Linked DNA regions of Mus musculus: region 1 is linked to region 2. Evidence: chromatin contacts called from ENCODE Hi-C or POLR2A ChIA-PET data. All regions are on one chromosome and are shown on one strand. The core of a region is the stretch at or near the end of the contact, and the rest is flanking DNA. Distances in the headings are between cores, read along the strand shown.

What was found. A loop is a pair of places that touch in the nucleus more often than their neighbours do. ChIA-PET counts read pairs that join two places held with the same protein, here RNA polymerase II (POLR2A).
Region 1: a map of heart shows a loop between it and region 2 (2.3-fold over the local background). The contact joins two enhancer-like sites. A Hi-C loop is called at or near these places in 1 of 37 maps with a recorded cell type or tissue (heart). POLR2A ChIA-PET finds 5 or more read pairs at or near these places in 1 of 5 experiments (Patski).

What each region holds. Positions count from the first base shown.
Region 1 is chr7:68,127,043-68,129,742 of GRCm38, reverse strand. All of the region lies in intron 2 of Igf1r (insulin-like growth factor I receptor), which reads right to left. Among named protein-coding and RNA genes, the nearest start is that of Gm51488, 8.8 kb to the left of the region's middle. Within about 2 kb of position 1,407, at least 1 of the 3 ENCODE cell types and tissues checked has a DNase peak (open chromatin) inside an H3K27ac peak, as active enhancers do; it is heart, where a contact is called at or near this core.
Region 2 is chr7:68,008,894-68,011,593 of GRCm38, reverse strand. The region is part of intron 2 of Igf1r (insulin-like growth factor I receptor); the gene reads right to left. Among named protein-coding and RNA genes, the nearest start is that of Igf1r, 58 kb to the right of the region's middle. Within about 2 kb of position 1,258, at least 1 of the 3 ENCODE cell types and tissues checked has a DNase peak (open chromatin) inside an H3K27ac peak, as active enhancers do; it is heart, where a contact is called at or near this core.

The DNA of each region.
Region 1 (2,700 bases), core at 158-2,657, 120 kb before region 2:
CCTGTTCTCCTGGGAAATGGTGCTGCTGCTACAGCGTGACTTGCTTTGCGTGCTGCAATAAAAGGAAAACAAGCTTGCACGACCCAATAGCTTCCTTCAGTTTGTGCCTAGCAGCGGGGAGAAAATTAAAAAAAAAAAAAAAAAAAGCCTGAAAAGGGGTCCTGAGGCAAGGTGAATGGAGGACAGGATCCTAGAGAACAGCACTGCCCTGCAGGATTTTTGTAAACAGCAGCCTGTAATGGCCACGGTTAGAGAAAGAAAAACAGACATGGAGGGAAGCGTGTTTACAACTGCAGCAAGGGCGGGAGGCGGAGGGAGGGATTCCCCGGCTCTGCGCTCGGCCCTCTTCACTCCGGTGGGGCCCCGGGGTTGGGCTGAGCTTCAGCTCCCCACCCCAATCCGTGCTTTCTTGGGGGGCCCCCCATCTTGTTTATGGGAAGGTTACTCCTCCTCGGCTCTGGTGATCGCGTCCCTAATACTCCAGCTGCATCCTTGCGGGATGCCAGCTTGACTGACAAGTCCTGCAGCCAATCGCTGGTTGGGCCCTTAGGAAAGGTGGAATTTCCCAACAAACTGATTGGCTGAGAGAGAGGGCGGGCCCTGGTGATTGGCGTGTTATTCCGAGTAGAAAGTAGTAAACAACCTTGGTCCAGGGGCGGTGGGGAGGGCGCCCGGTGCCAGCTCCCTCTGGCTGGCAGGGCGGGGTGGGGAAGCACCCGAGACAAAAGGAATCCTGGCTGCCACAGCGGGGAGGGCAGGAAGGGGGTGGCCCCAAAAGTCAGCACCTGGAGGCGTCGTTTGGAGCCCCCCCCCCCCCCCCCCCGAGCCAGAACTGCTGACTTTAAGCCACACATCGTTTTTTTGTTTTGTGCAGAACCTCAAAGGTTTTGTTTCCATCATTTTCACTTCTTGTATGGCTGACGAAGTCTCCAATGGAATGATAACCGATTTAGTCGCTTTTGTCCAGAAGCCCCTTCCTCACCGTCGAATAAAAATTTAAAATTGTCTTTTACGAAAGTTGCTTTAAATCACACACTAAAATTGTTGCACTATACAATACGCCATTAATGGCATGCTGGTGCACCAGACACACAGCTACATCTTTTGATAGCAAGTTTTAGGAGCTCTGAGCCTATTGGGAGCAGCTGGGATGGAGAACATACACAAAAAGAAACAACACATGACGGCGTTGGGACCACTTGATAAGAAATAAGCGGTTAACTTGCCTTGCCCATAGTATTTCTGGCAGTCTCACTTGAATCTCCCATTCCCTCACTCCAGCTTCACCATCCTTACAGGACCCCAGGCGGAGGAAACCATCTGCTCTTAGGATGGGGGGCTCTGCTCACCCCGCACATAAACATGCTCACAAGTCGCTATCCTGAGCAAGCCTCCTCAATGTAAAAGGGGACCAGGAGGCCAGCCAAGCCGGCTCTCTCCACTTCAATGCTTGTTGAATATACAGAGACCACGTTGTCACTTTTCACAATCAAGATATATCGGTATCACGATATATCGATAACGGGTACTTTATAGGAGATAACAGTGCAAACTGGCCACCTGGCATTCTCCTTTGCCATTCTAGTCCCTCACCTCTGCTATCTCCTATGGAGCCTGCCACAAGCAACCCCAGTAAATGTTCACCCCAAGTCACCTTTGCTGTATAAAACATGGATTTAGGCTTTCCTTGGTCCTTGCAGCCTGGCATCAGACCCCAAACCAGTAGCTACTTTCATTGTAGGCACCCTCCCTCTGGACACTTTGTTCTGTTCCCAGGTCCCTGCCCAGACCACACACATCATTTTACTCAACGTTGGTTTTTATGCTTTCTAGACTTTACCTCTGCCTGCCCAGGAGAGGCCACTGTTCTCCACCGTTCTCCCTGGCCCAGCTACCCCACTTCTTGCAGAAGACTGAAATTTGTTTTCTTAGCACTAAGTCTCTGATAGGGCTTTAATGCTGTATTTAGACTCCACTCCTACGTTAAGACCCTGAACTTCCTGAGGCCTGGAATGGTATTATCTTCAGATTTGGGTCTTCAGTGGAGATGGGCTTCTACTAAAGTGCCCGCTGCAAACTTGCCAAATATTTCTAGGATTCTTCCCTAGCATCCTGAGTATGCCTACCCCTGAAAATCTTTCCTTACACACGTGCAATTAATGTGTTTTCTCTGCTGGGTCAACAACTCTGTTTTCTCTACTTGGCAAATTTCCACTCTGCCTAAAATCACTTCCTCTCTTGGCATACCTTTCACAACCTCCCACCAACTACACTGTGTACCAAGAGCAGAGAGGTCTCTTTCCGTTCTTACTTCTCTGGCCAGAATTAGCTACAAAACTAGAACTAGCATGGTTTGTTGGTAAAGGAAGAGCGGAGAGGCAAAATTTCAGAAGTGGTATCACCTGTACATCTGCATAACCAACCCATTGCCATCTGTAGGGGTGAAGCAGCGCCATGCTCCGTTTGTGGCTGTGATGGTCTCCCCCTGCTTTCTGTCTGAAGGCCTCTGTCTCTGAGGTGGATTCTTACTCCCCCCTCCATCTCAATCAGAGATCTCCTCCTGGCTCTTATGCTATCAACTCTGCACATCCCCGATTCCTTTCCACCATGACACTGAACTGTCATCTCCTTTTCTATCTGACCAGTCACTGACTTGCTCACAGTTTAGTCTGTCCGCCATACAGCCATATCCAGTGTTCT
Region 2 (2,700 bases), core at 9-2,508:
AGATATGGCTTATCTGGGCAGACATGAAAATTTGAACAATTCCGATTAAATTAGCAAGAACCACTCGTACACTATGCCCTGCTATTTATGATAACTCAATGTTTGCAATTTAGGAAAGGCAACAGAGAAAGACCACTTAAGGGACAGCAGTACATATACAGTTAGTTCAGCTTAATGCTCAAAATTTTAGAGGGTCTCCAAATGCAGCTATTTTTAAAACAGCAGCAGCTTCTGCTGTTGACCAAGAATTCACCCAATGCTGGTCAGTGTGCTGGGGGCTTTCCGGGTACCACCTGAACATCCCTGTTTTGTGGATGGCAGACAAGCCTTGCCTTGCTGCTCCTTGTCAAAGGGGAACATTCTACCATAGGGCCGAGCTCAGAAGAGACCCCCCTTATTAAACCTGAATCCCTGATTCACACCATGTGCTGGAAAGAGACCCCACCACTGGCCGAACTTGACCTTTGAACCACGATACACCAGAGTCGAGCAGTGCAGTCCAGAATGAGATTAGCCACAGTCCCATGTGCTCTATGTTAGCCTTACTCTAGTTGAGGATGCTACACTGGCATGAGAAGAGCAAGATAAGAACAGAAATGCAAACAAAGAAGGGGGTTATCAGGAAACAGGAAGAAACCAGAACCAATCTACAAGTAGCCAAGAGATAGAAGGGGATATATAGTATTCCTCAGAACCAATCTACAAGTAGCCAAGAGATAGAAGGGGATATATAGTATTCTTCAGAAACCTCAAGTTCAAAACAAAACCACTATGAAGATGTCCCCTTGTTGCCCCTTCTCCCGCCTCTCTCCACGTGCTCATGGCTGGCCCCTCCCCCTCCCTTCCTCTGTCCATCCCTGCCTTTCAGTCTCTACTACCCTCTCAACTCCCCTCCCCCATGCCCTGAATAAACTCTACTCTATACTTTAAAAGAGAGAGAGAGAAAGAGAGAAAAAAGCTAACTTCTAAAGTGGATCCAGAAGAATGACAGCCCAGCAAAGGCCACCCAGCCCAAAGCAAAGCCCCTCTGGAACTAAATACATTGCTCTAAGAACTACAGATCACTAGGCGGTGGCACAAACACGTGAACACAAACAACTGCTTTAGCACCTCAGGACCAGGGGTTCGCAATCAGGATAGAATGCAATCTCCACACCAGGCTATAAAAGGCATATAGCACCGAGGCCCAGGGCATGTGACCCCTTCTAAATAAAGATCACCCCCACAGTGGGAGCAGCTGACCAGAACAGAGGCGTTCCCGGGGAATGGAGACAAGCTCTTAACACAATGCGAAAGCCAGAGGCCTCTTGTTCAGCTCTGGGTCTGCCTACCCACCATGGGCCATGGGCCTGTCTCATGGTCTACATCATGATCTCTTTTAGCAGTCTACAGCAGCTTGGTGGAAGACTCCACAGCATTTCTAGACATACTCTGGGTCTTCCCAGGTAGCTGAAGATTAAAAGTTAAAGTAAAATCCTGCCAAACACATGGCTGGACTCTCACAGGGCAAAAACTCCAGGGGATTTACAACTGCTTCAACAAACCCTTCCACTTTCTCCCCAGGGGACATGTTCTACCAGCCTGCAAAGAAATACAAAGGGACAGGGACAGGGAAGCAATTCTCTCTCCGCCTGTGCTGCCCTGACGACCAGTGTTTGATAAACAAGACTTAAGAACGGCATGGGGAAGAACAAAACCCAGAATTATCTGGTGTACACCACCTGCCCTCATTTTGAGTCCCTGGACCCATCCAGAGATGGTAACGTTTTCCCGTTGATAAAGGGAGCAGAGGACCATCCTGAAGCTCCAATCAGCAATGACCATGGTTCCTCGGTTTTTTTTAGGGTAGAGGGAAATGCAATACCTTGCATGACCACTACCTCAGCCAGTGGTCTTTCTATCTGGAGTAAGGCTGGCCCGGCAGCTAAGCTGGCTTCCAGTGTAGCCAGGCTCACGGCTCTGTGGATTTTCTGGCAAAGGCTAGATGGGGTGCTGTGAGCCAGTCACAAGCTGTTGATTCTGGCGAGCCAAGAGGCACTCAGAGGCCAAGTTTAGCAGTGAGGTCTCAGGCTTTACTTTTGTTACCTTTTATTTGATGTCGTTTTGTTTTTTTGGAGGAGGTGTCCTCGCATGAAATCAAATACCAGAAAAGCCTCTGTGTCAAAGCAGCACTTTCCGTAAATTCACCGAGAAGCCAGAAAACCACAGGTACTCAGGAGGTGTCACCGCTGCCCCTTCCAATACAAGGCCAGCTGTGTACATCCTAGGGAACAGCTTCTGGGGCCAGAAGCCCAGCCTTTTTAGACTTCTGCATCTTGGTCCTGAGAAGGGGAGTTCTGGTGCTCTTCCCGCCATTTTGGAACTAGAGATGGTTTGGAAGGACACGCTCCTCAGTAGCAGTGACGGTGACAGGGTCAGAACCACATTTTACGATCTTACCATCTTTAAGCCTGCTGGGGACTATCACTGCATACTGTTCTTTGCTTGGGGGAAAGTGGATCTTCACAAAGTAGGTGCCATGCTCACCCCTGGAGTGCATAGATAGATACAGCTAGAAGTCACAGAACACTGTTTAAAAGGAAAAGAAAAAAGAAAAAAAGAAAACCTACCTTTCCAGGTGCTAGGTAGGACTAGTGGAGGCTCCAAAGCCCTGGAGTCTCGTGAAAGGCAAGGCTGGAGCTCACCTCAGTCTCAGATCTG